Regions from separate parts of the Homo sapiens genome. Here region 1 is linked to region 2. A link is an interaction called in ENCODE POLR2A ChIA-PET data of the cell type or tissue named here. Cell type or tissue: PC-9. All regions are shown on one strand. Links, peaks and the distances in the headings refer to the core of each region. The heading gives the core; the rest is flanking DNA.

Region 1 (8,956 bases), core at 957-8,956, 600 kb before region 2:
TGCACTACCTACCCAGGGAGAAAGAGCAGGTGCAGAGCTCCTGTGCGCAGGGCTGTGGGCAGCCAGGTGGCTGCAGGGGCCTGTGCTAAGCCACCAAAGGCGGGCTGGACCAAGGGCATTGCCCTCTCTCACCCTGTAACAGGGCCAGGGCCGAATGAGCACATCTTGGGGGGCCAACCTGAGGCCTCTGCCCTCCCCACCCCACTGCTGGTTGGGGAGGAAGTGCTGGGAGGCCCATAAAGGGGTGGTGGGATGGAGGTCTCAAGATTCCTCACTGTCTAGAAGGAATACAGACGGGCATTACCTGCCTCAGGGCCAAGCTGGCCCATGCCACACAGGCAAGACCTGCACAAGATGATGGCAGCTTTGTGCTTCCAACCCTGAGAGCAGGCCTAGCCGAGCCACTGAGCTTCAGGCACCGACAAGAGTAGGTGTGCAGGTGGCCTGAGCTTGGGCACTTGGGAGGCCTCCCGCTGTGCTCCCCCTACTCAGGACACCCTGAGGACTCCCCTGTGTTCCTGCCCTGGGATTACCAGGAGTCCTGAAGCAGCAGCTCCTGTTCTCTCCCTAGTTGTTGGCCTGAGCTCTGAAACAACATCAGTGGTCATCAGGTCCAACCCCCTGTTTTACAGAGCTTGGCAGAGGCCGCAGCAGCCATCTGCTCCAGCTCCTGCACGTGCCTAACGTGTCGTCATCTGACCTTTTCTTGATTAGCTCCAGGAACAGGCCACTCCCTCCCCTACAAGACAGAGCCTCTGACTTAGAAAGTTCTTCAGACTCTCTCTGGAGCGTTCCCCTGGGTCCGTGCCTCTGCAGACAACCGTCACATCCCCTCCACTTTTTTCTTTTTGTACTCAATGCTCCCAGGTCCTCCAGCTATTTCACTGGTGACCTGGCTTCAAGCCCTCTCACCAGCCTCCCTAAGCTGGGATTTGTCCCCATCCCTCATGAACAGTGGCCTCCAGTTCTCACCACTTACTTCAGGTAGGGCCCATCCTGTCTGGAGAATAAGGAACCATCACCATCACTCCTCAGTTGAAGACCCCCCCTCAGTTGAAGACCCCCCCACCCCCGTCCCCACCCCTGCTTCTTGTGATTTTTTTTTTTTTTTTTTTTTGAGACAGTCTTGCTCAGCTGCCCAGGCTGGAGAGCAGTGGCGCGATCTCAGCTCACTGCAACCTCTGCCTCCTGGGTCCAAGGGATTATCCTGCCTCAGCCTCCCGAGTAGCTGGGACTACAGGTGCGCATCATCGTGCCTGGCTAGCTTTTTTGTATTTTTAATAGAGATGGGGTTTCGCCATGTTGGCCAGGCTGGTCTCAAACTCCTGGCCTCAAGTGATCCACCTGCCTCGGCCTCCCAAAGTGCTGGGATCACAGGCGTGAGCCACTGCGCCTGGCCTGCTTCTTGTGAATTTGCATGCAGCTTGGATCACATTTACTTTTATGCCCCTCATACTTTGAAGGCAATGACCACCATGCCCTCCCACATGTGCTGATTTTACAGGATGCCTCCTGACGTGAACTTGGAGAAGGGTACAGGGGACCTGCTCGTTCTATTTGATCAGGTCTGATGGGTTGTTCCAGCCTGTCAGGATTTATTTAGATACTGGCTGTTTCCCAAGTCACTTTTGGGTTTGGGTCTTACCCCACATTAGATCAGTTCATATCTTCATTCAAGATCATAATACTGCCCAGGAAAAGGCTGGGAACAGTGCCTGTGGCCCCTCACTAGAGACCTTCCTCCCAGTGAACATCCGCTCATTCATTTGTGGGAGCCCTGAATCTGTTGTGAATTCACTTAACTGAACCGTCATCCAGCTCACATGGCCCCATTGGTGATAAGGAAACTCTGGGAACTTCCCTATTATGTGGGTAGGAATTGTGTTTCGTTGCTCATAGTACCTCCTAAAATGACACTGACCTAAACAAGATGGTGATTTTTCTTTTTCTTTTCTTTCTTTTTTTTTTTTTTTTTTTTTTTAGCAGGGTGTATCACCATGCACAACACAAGATTACTAAAAGAAAAAGGCAAATAAAGGCTGTGTGGGCAACTAGCAGTGTCTGCCACACTTGTGAAACCCAAATACATTCTTCTGATCACGTTTCCCTGATCTAGCCACCATTCCTATCACAGAAAGGAAGATGTGAACCTGGTGCTACTAGCACACTGAAGCCCAGAATGTAATCACCTTACCCAATGGCACACAGCCACAGGCCCTCTTTTTAACAGGGGAACCAAATGAAGGGTGGAAACACTGAAAAGGGGCTGCAGGGTAGGATCCAAACCTGGCTTGTTTGCTCGGCACCTAGGGCAGGTTCCAGCACAGAGTAAATACGTGGCCCCACACCCATCCAGAAGTGGACCCCTTAAGGGCCCCAGGGCTGTAGGCAAGTTGGACAGGCATCCCTGCCAGGGCCCAACAGAAGAGAAAGGCTGGATATGGAGAGGTGGGGAGGGCAGGATGCCCTGGTTTGGTGTGGGAGCAGTTCCCAGAAAGCAAGGAATCACTTCCTTCTGGGACCAAGGCTGAAGATATCATTCCCCTTACTCACAGTCCAACCTATTCCTTTAATCACTTCTTTCTGCTGTTCCTGAACTTGCTGTAAGCATAACATCAGCCCTGTTCTAAACGTTATCACATGCATTATCTTATTTTACTTCAGTTATCCTGGAGATCAGAATACCCACTTATAGACGGGAAAACTGAGATTGAGTAAGTTGCCCAAGTTCTCCCAGCTGGTAAGAAACCAGGCCTGTCTCACTCTGCAGCCCAGACACCTGACCACTAAGCTGCACTGCCTCCCTGTGCTAAGTGGAGGCCCAGTTGGGGGATCCACTTGGGGTTCCCTCCTGGTGAGTGAGGCTAGCAGATAGAGTGCCCTTGTGCTTCCAGAGCCTAGCTGAGGAGTACAGGGAAGAGCCAGGGGCCACAACAAACCAGGCCCAGGGCCCCACCTTCCAGAACTTACACTGTAAAACCCACAGTCAGCCTAGGGTCTAGGCTCCAGGCTAGCTCAAACCAAGGTAGAAGGAGACCAGGCAATCTCCGAGAGGAAAGGATGTATGTACCATGTGCAGGGCTCTGTGCCTGTGGTGGAATCCCATTATATACCAAATCCCTCCACAAGAAATCCCTCAGGCTGGCTCTAAGGAGGTTGGGGGGAAATAATTCTGGATATTCAGAAGCTTCCTGGAGATCACAAGACCATCCACCACTGTATTCCTAGCTGTTTATGCACAAAGCAGCACTGCTGGGCAAAAACTAAAAATACAATAAAGGTGCATCAGTAAGTGGCTGTGCATGCCATGGACTACCATATAGCAGTTAAAAGGCATGAGTCATGCCTGTAATCCCAGCACTTTGGGAGGCCAAGGCAGGCAGATTGCATGAGGTCAGGAGTTCGAGTCCAGCCTGGCCAACATGGTGAAACCCTGTCTCTACTAAAAATACAAAAATTAGCCGGGCACGGTGGCACATGCCTGTAGTCCCAGCTACTTGGAAGGCTGAGGCACAAGAATCGCTTGAACCTGGGAGGCGGAGGTTATAGTGAGCTGAGATCACACCACTGTACTCCAGCCTGGACAAAACAGAGAGAGTGTCTCAAAAAATAAAAAAATAAACAAAAATAAAGGTGTGAGTCAGAAACATCAATAGAAGCCAGGCGTGGTGGCTCACACCTGTAAACCTAGCACTTTGGGAGGCCGAGGCAGGTGGATCACCTGAGGTCAGGAGTTCAAAACCAGCCTGGCCAACATGGTGAAACCCTGTCTCTACTAAAAATACAAAAAATTAGCCAGGTGTGGTGGCAGGCATCTGTAATCCCACGTATTTGGGAAGCTGAGGCAGGAGAAATCGCTTGAACCTAGGAGGCGGAGGTTGCAGTGCGCTGAGATCATGCCATTGCACTCCAGCCTGGGCAACAAGAGCGAAACTTCATCTCAAAAAAAATAAATAAATAATAAAGAAACACCAATAGAAACAGCACCTGCTCTATCTGAAATGCAGCACCTAGATCAAGACATATCTATGAAGCCTGATGAATTTTGTTTATAACTGTTGAATGGATACATGCAAGTTCCCTGATAGACAGTATGTCAAGAGCTTTATAGTGTTGTGTGGCCTCGGACCAATAAATGATGTACCTACACTACATGTGCCATTATTTCAACCCAAAAAGTCTAGGGGTGAATGTTTTACAAGTTGTCCCTTATTTCCCCTTAGGAAATAGTTGTTTTTTGTTGTTGTTTTTTTTAAATTTTGGTTTAAACCCTTTTAAGCCATGAAATGTTCCATAACTAACTGCTTCTCTCCAAAGAAAGCCTGTTTGAAATCTATCCCACCTTCTTTTCATGTTATGGACCAATTAAAATTTTCTCTTCTTTATTCATAGCAGCTAGAATAAACTAAACGATAGTTGTTTGCCCAGAGTTATTCAACACCAAGTGTTACTTCATCATAACGTTAGAGCAGTGACTTGGGCATATTTTCTCCGATATATTTCAAAATAAATTCTGAGGAGAAAAAGTGACATAATTTCATTATTGAAGGTGTATCCGTACCTTCTGCCATTTTACCTTTTTTCCAAAGTTAAAATTATTTACATGGGCTGCGTACAGTGACTCATACCTGTAATCCCAGCACTTTGGGAGGCCGAGGCGAATGGATTGCTTGAGCCCAGCAGTATGAGACCTGCCTAGGCAACATGGTGAAACTCTGTCTCTACAAAAAGTACAAATTTTAGCCGGAGTGATGGTGCACATCTGTAGTCCCAGCTACTCCGGAGGCTGAGGTGGGAAGATTACCTGAGCCCGGGAGGTGGTGGCTGCAGTGAGCGGTGACTGCCCCACTGCACTCCAGCCTGGGTGACAGAGTGAAACCCTGTCTAAAGAAAAAAATTATTTAAAGAGATAAACATTTAAAACATTTAGATCAACTATAACCAAGGTTTTGGTTAAATCTGTATTCGCAGGCAGTACTTTTTTTTTTTTTTTTTTTTTGAGACAGGGTGTTGCTCTGTGGCCAGACTGGAGCACAGTGGTACGATCATAGCTCACTGCAACCTCAAACTCCTGGGTTCAGGGGATCCTCCTGCCTCAGCCTCCCAAGTAGCTGGGACTACAGGGCCCACCCCACCATGCCTGGCTAATTTTTTTTTTTCTTAGATGCGGGGTCTGACTATGTTGCCCAGGCTGGTCTTGAACTCCTGGGCTCAAGCCAACCTCTCACCTCAGCCTTCCAAAGTGCTGGGATTATCCCCACTAAAAATTTGATCCATTATTTTTTTAAAGGGTGAGTCAGCAAAATATGTCCTGACATGGAATGCTCTGAAACATGCTGTTGAATGAAAAAAAAAAAAAAGAAAAAGAAAAAGAAAAGAAGAAAAACAAATTACAAGCTGACATTTACACATAACAATGTACATAATGTAACTGGAGGGTTACTGTGTGTTTGCTAAGGATACACGTTTATGTTAACCCACTGGCCAGGTCTGGAACTACACACACAGCCTAATAACAGCTGTTACCTTTTGGGGGTTTATGGGGTTGGTTAAAGAGACTCCAACTTTATCTGTAATGTTTCCATTTCTCACAGTGAAAGGTAGTAGTTACATAATTTGTGTAATTAAAAGTTAATTTTTGAAAATAGCCACGCCCTCCCTCAAAAAAAAAGAAAGAAACAAAAAAAAAGATTAGCCAGTCATAGTGGTATGCGCCTGTAGTCCCAGCTACTTGAGAGGCTGAGGCAGGAGGATCACTTGAACACAGTTTTAGGGTACAGTGAGCCAAGATTGCATCACTGCACTCCAGCCTGGGCAACAGAGTGAGACCCTGTCTCTAAAATTAAAATAAATGAAGCCTGGGCACAGTGGCTCACGCCTGTAATAACAGCATTTTGGGAGGCTGAGGCAGGCGATCACTTGAGGCCAGGAGTTCGAGACCAGCCTAGCCAACATGGCGAAACCCCATCTCTACTAAAAATACAAAAATTAGCCAGGCATGGTGGCGTGCACCTGTGGTCCCAGCTACTCAGGAGGCTGAAGCAGGAGGATTCCTTGAGCCTGGGAGGCGGAGGTTGCAGTGAGCTGTCACTGCACTCCAACCTGGGCGACAGACCCTGTCTCAAAAATAAAACAAATAATAAAATAAAATAAAATAAAATAAAATCAGCCACAAAAATATTACAAGGCAGCTGGGCCTGGTGGCTCATGCCTGTAATCCCAGCACTTTGGGAGGCTGAGGAGGGCAAATCACTTGAGCCCAGGAGTTCAAGACCAGCCTGGGTAAAACCCAACTCCACAAAAAATGATAATAATGATTAAATAATTACGAAGCCATTTGCTACTTCAGGCTGCTGCAGGTTAATCTCTTCTTGAACACCATTGTCATGTTGATCTTTAGTTAGTTATTAGCTAATGATTTTTAAAATTGTATCACCCTTCCGCTCAAAAGTCCCTATGGCTCCCAAAACCAACTCCTTAACCTGGCCCCAGCCCAGGTGTGCTCTGGCCTTCCACATCACCACCCCAGTGCCCTGCTCCTAAGGCATCTTGGAAGGTCCCAAGGCCAGGTCTTTGCTTATGCAGTTCCCATCCGGAAAGCACGGCACCTGCCTCTCTCCCTACTCAAATCCTACGCATGGTTCAAGGCCCAGCTATGACTTCTTCACCTCTGTGGCCAGAACCCTAATGTCCCTGGTCTTCTTTTGACTCTTAGCCTCAGGACTCAGCCCTTTCCCCAAGACCACACAGGACATTGACAATCTCCTTTAAACTGTAATTGTTGCTGAGAATATCATTTACTTTATAAATTTTACTATCTCAACTATCCCTTACACAATCCCATGTAGATACTATCATTATTCCTGTTTTACTGAGCAGAAGCTCAAGCTCAAACAGGTTAAGGGCTCTGCCTAAGGGCATACAGCTACTGTCATACAATGGCCTGTTCACTTTTCTTTCCCACAAGACTGAAATCTCATTAGAGCAGAGACCATGACTAGCTCATTCACCCTGTGTGCTCGACATTTACTGGTTGCTAAATATGAATTCGGCCAGGCGCAGTGGCTGACGCCTATAATCCCAGCACTTTGGGAGGCCAAGGCGGGTGGATCACTGGAGGTCAGGAGTTTAAGACCAGCCTGGCTAACATGGCAAAAACCAGTCTCTACTAAAAATACAACAATTAGCCAGACGTGATGGTGCATACCTGTAGTCCCACCTACTTGAGAGGCTGAGGCAGAAGAATCACTTGAACCCAGGAGGCAGAGGTTGCGGTGAGCTGAGATGGTGCCACTGCACTCCAGCCTGGACGATAGACCAAGTCTGTTTCAAAAACAAAAAAAAGAGAATAAATAAATAAATATGAATTAAATGAATAAAGTCCATTAGTGCCTTGAAATCTAAGTACTTTCCTTTTATTTTATTTATTTATTTATTTATTTACTTATTTATTTATTTTTGAGACGGAGTCTCGCACTCGCCCAGGCTGGAGTGCAGTGGCACGATCTCAGCTCACTGCAACCTCCGCCTCCCGGGTTCAAGCGATTCTCCTGCCTCAGCCTCCCGAGTAGCTGGGATTACAGGTGCCTGCCACCACACTCGGCTGGTTTTTGTATTTTTAGTAGAGACAGGGTTTCAGCATGTTGGCCAGGCTGGTCTCGAACTTATGACCTCAGGTGATCCATCCACCTCGGCCTCCCAAAGTGCTGGGATTACAGGCATCAGCCACCATGCCTGGCCAGTACCTTCTTTATAAAACGATCATGGCAAACCTTCAGCTCACTTGCCAGGGCCTAAGTGCTTTACAGGGATCGCTGTACTTAGTCCAGGAACCATCCTAGGCATAGGTATTTTGTATCACTATTGGTACCGATGAGGGAATCTGAGGCTCAGAGGAGCTAAATAACTTAACCAAGGTCACAGCCAATAAAGAGGCCGGCTTGGGGACCCATTTTCGCCGGTTTTCATCACCTAGGGTACCCAACTCCTCTTCCCCAACCTAATCTATTCCATTTCTCAAGAGTAGATACAGACCATGGGCAGTGAGATGCCTTTCTTGGTGTGTCACTCAACAAATCAGAAACTGTGGATTTTGGGGACCCCAGAAGGGCCCACCTGCACTTCTTCCTCAGCCACCATGGGCAGGGCCCTCCGGGCTTGTCTTGATGCCTTATTTAATACAACAGTAGGCACAGCGTCCTGGGCACAGACCTCCGGGAGGTTAGTGATGAGAGAGGCACCCACTCCTCACGGGGTCCCTGAGGCACCCACAGACCATGGCACTACCCGCCTCTGTTGGGCTCCCGGGCACTCACCGTGAGCAGTGGACGGGGCAGGGGCGTGGGTGGGAGCGTGGTGAGAAGCTTAGCAGCTCCATCCAGATGCGAATTGTCCCTCCCATACTTCCCGGGCTGCAGGGGCCTCCATTTAGAGCCCCCAAGGAGTCAGAATCCACACCTCCGCAAATGGGCCCGCTTTCCCAGGGGCCCCCTGCCCAGACTTTCCCTGGGCTCTGTGGGTTTTGACACCTCTCTGCAACCTGGCGGGGGGCCACCTCGCACCTTTGGTCAACATAAAAGCTCAGGCCTGGAGGTGGCCAACCCAGCCTCCCAGAGCCTGCAGCCCGGCCATGGCCCAGTCGCCTCCTCCGCAGAGCCTCCTCGGCCACGACCACTGGATCTTCGCCCAGGGCTGGGGCTGGGCCGGCCACTGGGACTCCACGTCCCCGGCCTCCTCCTCCGATTCGTCGGGTTCGTGCCCCTGCGACGGCGCCCGCGGACTCCCGCAGCCACAGCCTCCGAGCTGCAGCTCCCGAGCCGCAGAGGCAGCCGCGACGACGCCCAGACGAGCGCGCACCGGACCAGCGGGCGGACAGCGGCAGAGCGCCAGCGAGCGGGAGAAACTGCGCATGCGCACGCTGGCCCGCGCCCTGCACGAGTTGCGCCGCTTTCTGCCT
Region 2 (9,130 bases), core at 388-8,387:
ACTGCTTGAGCCCAGAGGTTCAAGACCAGCCTGGGCACCATAGCCAGACCCTGTCTCTACAAAAAATAGTTTCAACAAATTAGCCAGGCATGGTGATGTGCGCCTGTCATCCCAAGTACTTGGGAGGCTGAGGTGGGAGGATTGCGGATTGCCTGAGCCCAGGAGTTCAAGGCTGCAGTGAGCTGTGATCATACCACCGTACTCCAGATTGCGTGACAGAGCTAGAACTTGTCTCTTAAAAAAAAAAAAAGACTTAATTTCCACATCTGAAGGCCTCTTGTTAGTCTTCTTCTGATTCAACAACTCTTTACTGTTTGATGCCATTTACATATGTTTATTATTTTTTAGAGATGGGGTCTCATTCTTTTGCTGAGGCTGGAGAGCAGTGGTGCGATCATGGCTCACTGCAGCCTCAACCTCCCAGACTCAAGCAATCCTCCTGTCTCAGCCTCCTGAGTAACAGCTAGGACTACAGGCACATGCCACCAAGCCCGGCCTTTTAAAATTTTTGGTAGAGGCCAGGTGTGGTGGCTCATGCTTGTAATCCCAGCACTTTGGGAGGTCCAGGCGAGTGGATCACCTGAGGTCAGGAGTTTGAGACCAGCATGGCTAATATGGTGAAACCCCGTCTCTAGTAAAAGTACAAAAATTAGCCAGGCGTGGTCGTGGGCGCCTGTGATCCCAGCTACTCGGGAGGCTGAGGCAGGAGAATCACTTGAACCTGGGAGGCGGAGGTTGCAGTGAGCTGAGATCGTGTCATTGCACTCCAGCCCAGGTGACAAGAGCGAAACTCCATCTCCAATAATAATAATAATAATAATAATAATAACTTTGCTAGAGACAGGGTTCCCCTATGTTGCCCAGGCTGGTCTTGAACTCCTGACCTCAAGCAACTCTCCCACCTTGGCCTCCCAAAGCGCTGGGATTACAGGTGTGAGCTACTGCACCAGGCCCATATGCCTTTTTAAAAAAATTATCTTTTCCATTGGTGACTATGAGGTTGAGAGATGATTCTCCTACATTTCTGGCTGCTCCTCTTCAAGTACCTTCCCTGGCTCCTCTGGATTTTTTTGTTTTGTTTTGTTTTGTTTTGTTTTGTTTTTGAGACAAAGTCTTGCTTTGTTGCCCAGGCTGGAGTGCAGTGGCAGGATCTTGGCTCACCAGCTCACTGCAACCTCCACCTCCCAGGTTCAAGGGATTCTGGTGCCTCAGCCTCCAGAGTAGCTGGGACTACAGGCCCAGCTAATTTTTGTACTTTTGGTAGAGATGGGGGTTTCACCAGGCTGGTCTTGAACTCCTGCCTCAGGTGATCTGCCCACCTCGGCCTCCCAAAGTGCTGGGATTCTAGGCATGAGCCACCGCGCCTGGCCTGGCTCCTCTTCTTCTTCCACTCAGATATGCCTGACCCTGTCAACACTTTGGTTGAGGTCTTCTTTCTTCTTTCTTTTTTGCTCCGCACATTTAGCTTATGACTTCAACCATCATTTCTCAGAGCATGGGTCTGGCTCAACCTCTCTCCTGAATTTCAGACCTACAAGTCTAGCTACTTGGTGGAGACCTCCCCAGAATGACCTGCTGCTTCCCAAAAGCAGACTCTCCAAATTACAGTCAGTATCTCCCCCGGAAGCATTCCCCCAGGCATTTCTCTTTCTGCCTTCAATTCCCCATTCTCCTACATTGCCTTGCCAGAAGCCTGCTGGTCAGCTTGGATTTCTTTTTGTCCTTTTTTTTCTATATTTTGCTGGTGCCTAGTCATGTAGTTGCTGCCTCTACACTTTCTCTTCTTTAAAAAAAATTATTAAAGCACCACGTGCTTGTTGTAAACATTTCCAGAAAATACAGAAGTGCTCAAAGTGAAAAAATGGAAATGCCTTGTCCCTTCCTCATTCCCTGCCCTAACCTCACGCCCCAGATTCAGCTATGTAATAGTCTGTCATGCCAAGTCTTATTTCCAGCTCCTCTTTTCCATCCCCACTGCCATCATCTGAACTAAACGGATTGTTTTCCATCTGGTCTCCTTGGCTTTTCCTTTCAGTGCAGCTCAACAGACATTAATCAAGTGCCTTCCACACACCAAAGTCCTACCCTAGATCCTAGAGGTTCAGAGACAAGTAAGATAGTTAAAGAGATCCACATTCCAGAGCTGTTTAACTTTGGGCAAGTTACTTAATCTCTCTGACCCTTACTTCCTTATCTGTAAAATGATGCTAATCCCAGCACCTTTTTCATGGGTTTGGACGAGCATTAATGAGATGATCCATGTAAAACTCTTTGTACTAACTACCTGGTACACTGTATCTGCTCCATAAATGTCAGTGACAACAATGATAATAATGACAATGTTTGGAGGAGTTTATAGCTTAATGGAGAGACTTAAAGCATAAGAATTATCTAGGCGAAGAATGATGAGAAAATATTTTTGGAAAAGGAAAACAAACAGTTCTACTAAAATTAAAAGGCTGATGTAGAGACTTGGGAAACTGGGAGGTAAGAGCTCGGACTGTGTCCTCTAAGACAGTAATTCCCGAAGTGTGAGCAAAAGTCCACCTGCATCAGTCTTACTTGGGGTGATTGCTCAAAATGAGGATTTAATGGCTGCACCTCCGAGCAAGTTGGTAATTTACATATCGGAATGCTATCCATCAAGGAAAATGGGCAGACTACAGTTACATGCATCAACACAGACAAGCTTCAAACAATATTGAGTGTAAAAAGCAAGACATAGAAATATATATTTAGTAAGAGTAAAAATACAGTAAAGGTAAAAAAGAGGCAAAACTAAACAATATATTGCTTAAGCAATAAGGATACACAAACTAATGAAAATCAAAGGATTTACTAATACAAACTTCAGTATAGTAATTAATTGGAATGGGAGAGAAAGATGCAAAGTTTCTATTTCTTTTTTTGTTTTGTTTTGAGACAGTGTCTCATTCTGTTGCCAAGGCAGGAGTGCAGTGGCAGGATCTCAGATCACTGCAAGCTCAGCCTCCTGGGTTCAAGTGGTTCTTCTGCCTCAGCCTCCCAAGTAGCTGGGATTACAAGCATGCACCACCACACCCAGCTAATTTTTGTAATTTTAGTAGAGATGGAGTTTCACCATGTTGGCCAGGCTGGTCTCGAACTCCTGGTCTTAAGTAATCCGCCCACCTCTGCCATCAAAGTTTCTGTTTCTTAAGTTGGCTGCCGAGTACACAGGTTTTCTTTGTAAAATAATTATTTAAATTGTTAATATGCATTACTTATATGCTTTTCATTTACAATGTATTTCACAAGAAAAATAAAACAAAGCAAATAAGAAAACAGAACACTTCTCCAGAGATTGATCTTTTTCACTCAAATCTCATTGAGTTATACTGAGGGGGAAAAAGAGTAATCTGAGTGCCTGGGCCCTGAACAGACACACTAGATCAGTTCCTTCATTCCCACTCAAACACATGCACACACACGCACAAACACACATTTTCTTATATTTCCTTCAGCAAACCCCCCGCCCCACCAACCAACCCCAAAACACCCTCTGCTCCTTTATGTATATAAATTAGAGCAGATAAATGTCCAGAAGATTATAGGCCATCTTTCTATAAACAGCCAATCTTGGACCTGGTGTCTGAATGGGGGATGCCCTGCTGCATTAAAGATGCTCATGTGAACATTTTGTTGTTTCCCAGAAAAAAAGTTTCCACATTTTAGATTATTTTCACAGGGTGAGAACAATTTTACACCTCCCTTACTTGCTGCAGAATCTTTTTTTTTTTTTTTTTTTTTTTTTTGAGACAGGTCTTGCTCTATCACTCAAGCTGGAGTGCAGTGGCACGATCTCGGCTCACTGCAACCTCCGCCTCCCAGGTTCAAGCAATTCTTCTGCCTCAGCCTCTCGAGTAGCTGGGATTACAGGTGCGCACCACCATGCCCAGCTAATTTTTTGTATTTTTAGTAGAGATGGGGTTTCACCATGATGGCCAAGCTGGTTTCAAACTCCTGACCACAAGTGATCCGCCCACTTCGGCCTCCCAAAGGGCTAGGATTACAGGTGTGAGCCACCACGCCTGGCTGCTGTGGAATCATTTTTAAAGTGATTGTATCAATTTACAGTGTTCCGAACAGTAAATGGCTACTAGTCTCATCACACCCTCATCTTTAAAAAAGTTTTGCTAATTTAATAGACATGATTCTTACATATTGTCTTAATTTGCATTTCTTTGCTTACCAGTGAGGTTGAACATTTTTTTCTATGTTAGAATCTTTCTTGTATTTCTTCTGTTGTTTTCATTAGAGTAACTCAGAGCAGGATTGGGAATCTGAAAACATGAACATTTGATTTTGAGGAAGTCATTGTTTTCCTGTTGTCTTCCTTCCCCCTCTCTGCTTTATTATTTTTTACTTCAGGTTCATTTATAGAAATATCAGAAAATACAATTAAGCAAACAGAGTAAATTCCACTTCCCAGAGATAACCACTACCGTTTGTTGTATATCCTTTTAAGCTTTTTCTCTGCCAAAAATATTCACAAATATATCGCTTATTCTTTCTGAGCCTGTTTCCTCATCTATCAAATGGAATACTTGTTCTTCAAGTTGATAATTAACTGGTGGGAGCACATGAAAGTATTTTATAAAGTGCACAAATGCAAGTTGCTGCTCTTATGACAAAGAAAAAATGTATTTTATTCTGCCAAGCAGAATGATGACACTTTGTTTCCTGAACACAGCCTGCTCTCTCCAGTACAATTTCTTCTCTCTAGAATAGCTTCTTGCTTCAATTCCTCCTGCTGAACTACTATCTACTCTTTTTTTAAAAAAATCAATATTAAAATATACAAAAATTAGTGTAAAGAGCAACCACGTACCCACTATACAGCTTAGGAAAAGAGTCTGGCATTTCTCACTCCTATGCCTTTATATATACTTGCTTTATTTCCTGTCTCTCTATATATACATACATATATATTTAGTAAGAGCAAAAATACAGTAAAGATCAGGGAAGGTGCGGTGGCTCACGCCTGTAATCCCAGCACTTTGGGAGGCCGAGGCGGGCAGATCACGAGGTCAGGAGTTTGAGATCAGCTTGACCAACATGGTGAAACCATGTCTCTACTAAAAATACAAAAATTAGCCAGGCGTGGTGGCTCATGCGTGTAGTCCCAGCTATTCAGGAGGCTGAAGCAGAAAAATCCCCTGAACCTGGGAGGTGGAGGTTGCCGTGAGCCAAGATTGTGCCACTCACTCCAGCCTGGGCGACAGAGTGAGACTCCATCTCGGGGAAAAAAAAAAATACAGTAAAGGTAAAAAACAGGCAAAACTAAATATATTGCTTAAGCAATAATGATACTCATACAAACTAATGAAAATCAAAGGATTTACTAATACAAATTTATAGTAGTTAATTGGAAGCATATGTATTATATAAATATACATGTATTATACATATATGTATATATGTATATATATAGAAAAAAGCAAATATATGTATATATACATATATATCTATATATGTAAAATTTTTATTTATAAAATGTTTTTGAGCATGAAATGATATATCATTGTGGTGTTAATATGCGTCTTAGCTGGGCATAGTAGGTCACACCTGTAATCCCAACATTTTGGGAGGCTGAGGCAGGAGGATTTCTTGAGCTCAGGAGTTCAAGACCAGCCTGGACAGCATAGTGAGACCCCATCTCTAAAAAAAAAAATAAAAATTATCTGGCGTGGTGGCTGATGTCTGTAGTTCCAGCTACTCAGGAGGCTGAGGTGGGAGGATCACCTGAGCACTGGAGGTCAAGGCTGCAGTGAGCTATGATCATGCCACTGCACTCCAGCCTGGATGACAGAGCCAGATCCTGTTTCAAATAAATAAATTAAATTAAGTTAAAAAGTATCTCCCTGATTAGTGGGGAAGTTACCCAACTTTTTTTTTTTTTTTTTAGACAGAGTCTCAGTCTGTCTCCCAGGCTGGCATGCAGTGGCACGATCTTGTCTCACCGCAACCTCCACCTCCTGGGTTCAAGCAATTCTCCTGCCTCAGTCTCCCGAGTAGCTAGGATTACAGGCATGTGCCACCATACCCGGCTAATTTTTTGTATTTAGTCGAGATGGGGTTTCGCCATGTTGGGCAGACTGGTCTCGAACTCCCGACCTCAGGTGATCCTCCCACCTGGGCCTCCCAAAGTACTGGGATTACAGGCGTGTGCCACCGTGCCCAGCAGTTACACAACTTTTACAAGTTTATTGTTGTTCATGTTGCCTCTTCAGGGAATTTTGTTTATAAAGTACCTATTCTTCAAGGCCCCATTAAAACACCTCCCTCTCCATAAAGTATTTCCAGATCTCCTCTATCAAGCAGATAGGATTTCCTTTGGACTTCTATAATCCTTTCTTTCTACATCTTGGGTTTCACTCACTTCTTATTTCATCTTGCATTACAGTCACTTGTGTACTTGTCTAAAGGGCAGTGACTATGTTTAACTCAACTTTATGCCCTTGTTCATACTAGTACAAAAGTAAACATTTCATAAATCTTTGTTGAATCAAATCCTACTCCTCCCCTGCTTATAAAATCTTAAATCATTTCCTATTGTCTACAGACGAAAGTAGAATCTCGTTTAATGTAGAATTTAAGACCCTTCCACGGGCTCTAGCATCAACCTTCCTTTCTTGCTCTTCTCCTGGGAGGACCTTGCTTTCCGCCCCAGATACTAGATTCTTCATCCACAGTAAGGTCCCAGTCCACTAATGTTTGGCTTTTCTCTCTGTAGCTGGGATGGCAGGTTGGTCCCACCCATTTTAGTTGCCTATAAAATTCTTTTTTTTTTTTTTTTGAGATGGAGTCTTGCTCTGTTGCCCAGGCTGGTATGCAGTGGCATGATCTTGGCTCACTGCAACCTCCGCCTCCTGTATTCAGGCAATTCTCCTGCCTCAGCCTCCCGAGTAGCTGGGATTATAGGCAACTGCCACCATGCCCGGCTAATTTTTGTATTTTTAGAAGAGACGGGGTTTCACCATGTTGGCCAGGCTGGTCTCGAACTCCTGACCTCAGATGATCCGCCCTCCTCGGCCTCCCAAAGTGCTGGGATTACAGGCGTGAGCCACCGCGCCCGGTCTGAGCCACCGCGCCCGGTCTGAGCCACCACACCCGGTCTAATTTTTGTATTTTTAGTAGAGGTGGGGTTTCACCATTTTGGCCAGGCTGGTTTTGAACTCCTGACCTCGTGATCTGCCCGCCTCGGCCTCCCAAAGTGCTGGGATTACAGGCTTGAGCCACTGCGTCCAGCCCAAACTCTTTAAGAGAAAATCTCTTGGGATCTTGAAGCCAGAAGCTTGCTTTTATTACTGAGTTTGCCCTGAATCTGTCACTTATGTACTAAAAATACATAAATTTCCTTATCCAGGTGACTTGGGCTCAACTGAAGGAAACCTGAAGCATCTAAATGTTAGCACCTAAGCCTGAGTCTAGGTGCCAGCATAGCCTGTCTTCCCTCTCCAGAGTCAGAGGCATGTTACAAACAGAATATATGGACACACGTCGAACCCCACATTGTATCTCTCTAATTTATTCAATTTAATTCAGTAAACACTCATTACCTCTTATATCCAGGCCTAGTTGAGGGTGCTGGGGATACAGGTATAAACATGACAGTTCTCTTGAGGAGCACAGAGTGGTTGTGGGAAACAGACATACAGACACACAGTTTCTTTCTTTCTTTTTTCTTTTTTTTTTTTTTTTTGAGACAGAGTCTCACTCTGTCCTTCAGGCCGGAATGCAGTGAGGTGATCTCAGCTCACCACAACCTCCACCTCCTGGGTTCAAGCGATTCTCCTGCCTCTGACTCCCCAGTAGCTGGGATTACAGTAATGCGCCACCACACCCACCTAATTTTTGTATTTTTAGTAGAGACAGGCTTTTGCCATGTTGGCCAGGCTGGTCTCAAACTCCTGAACTCAGGTGATCCGCCTGCCTCGGCCTCCCAAAGTGCTGGGATTACAGGTGTGAGCCACCATGCCCGGCCCAGACACATAGTTTCAATACAAGAAGTATATGTCAGCCAGAGAAGGGCTATCTTGAGAGTCAAGGAAGGCTCCCTGGAGGAGGTATCACTTATGCCAGTTGGTACATGAATGAGTAAATGCAAACAAGCCATGATACTGAAATAAAGCTTTGTTTAATTAACCTTCACATGTAAATTCAGCCACAGAAGACATTCTGATACATGGGGGCATTGCCAGTGATTCCACGAAACTGGATAATGTCATTGATGCTTGTGGTTGAGAGAGCTTGTTTCTGTATTGTAAGGAAGGTGGTACAACCTGGCCTTTCTTTTAAAAAAAAAAAAAAATTCAAACTGGACATGTGTCAATGAACTGACTGGAGTCTTAGGGAGGAACATTGCTCCATAGCTATATGTCTCTCCCGTTTTTTCCTGTGTTAGTCTTTTTTTTTAATTTTTTTAAAATTTTTTTGAGACAGAGTCTTGCTCTGTTGCCCAGGCTGGAGTGCAGTGGTGTGATCTTGGCTCGCTGCAAGCTCCGCCTCCCGGGTTCAAGCAATTCTCCTGCCTCAGCTTCCCAAATAGCTGGGACTACAGATGCATGCCACCATGCCTGGCTAATTTTTGTATTTTTAGTAGAGACAGAATTTCACCATGTTGGCTACACTGGTTTGGACCTCCTGACCTGAGGGGTTCCACCTGCCTCGGCCTCTCAAAGTGCTGAGATTACAGGAGTGAGCCACCTTGTCTAGCTCTTTTTTTTTTTTTCTTTTGAGACAAGTTCTTGCTCTGTCTCCCAGGCTGGAACGCAGTGGTGCAATCACAGCTCCCTGCAGCCTCGACCTCCCCAGCTCAAGTGATCTTCCCACCTCAGCCTCCCCAGTAGCTGGGGCCACAGGCATGCACCACTACGCCCAGCTAATTTTTTTTATTTTTTGTAGAGATGGTGTCTCACCATGTTGCACAGGCTGGTATCCAACTGCTGGGCTCAAGCAATCTTCCTGCCATGGCCTCCCAAAGTGCTAGGATTACAGGCGTGAGCCACTGTGCCCACGTGTTAGTCTTTACATAACTGAATAGTGACTGAAGTCTTGCAGTTTCTACCTTGCCCTGCACTGGCATTATAAGTTGTAGTAGAAATGTCAC

Evidence for each region. ChIA-PET counts read pairs that join two places held together with the same protein. Peaks named below come from ENCODE experiments on the same cell type or tissue, not always from the same donor. Only the 100,000 strongest peaks of a DNase experiment are listed, where the experiment ranks them.
Region 1: POLR2A ChIA-PET joins it to region 2 with 7 read pairs; 3 of 35 experiments call an interaction of 5 or more read pairs at or near these places.

What each region holds. Positions count from the first base shown.
Region 1 is chr15:89,767,729-89,776,684 of GRCh38, forward strand. MESP2 (mesoderm posterior bHLH transcription factor 2) reads left to right here and starts at 8,604. Exons shown (of 2, transcript NM_001039958.2): 1 at 8,604-8,956. The coding sequence starts at 8,630. It overlaps LOC124903550 (a long non-coding RNA gene), which reads right to left and starts at 8,881. Exons shown (of 2, transcript XR_007064751.1): 1 at 8,562-8,881; 2 at 4,366-7,323. RefSeq lists an enhancer at 1-625 and a silencer at 8,868-8,956. In PC-9, for the core only: a CTCF peak has its summit at 5,474; DNase peaks (open chromatin) are centred at 2,523 and 5,453; H3K27ac peaks cover 2,810 bases.
Region 2 is chr15:90,365,843-90,374,972 of GRCh38, forward strand. No RefSeq gene overlaps it. Among named protein-coding and RNA genes, the nearest start is that of IQGAP1, 18 kb to the right of the region's middle. In PC-9, for the core only: no CTCF peak of the experiment used is centred there; no DNase peak of the experiment used is centred there.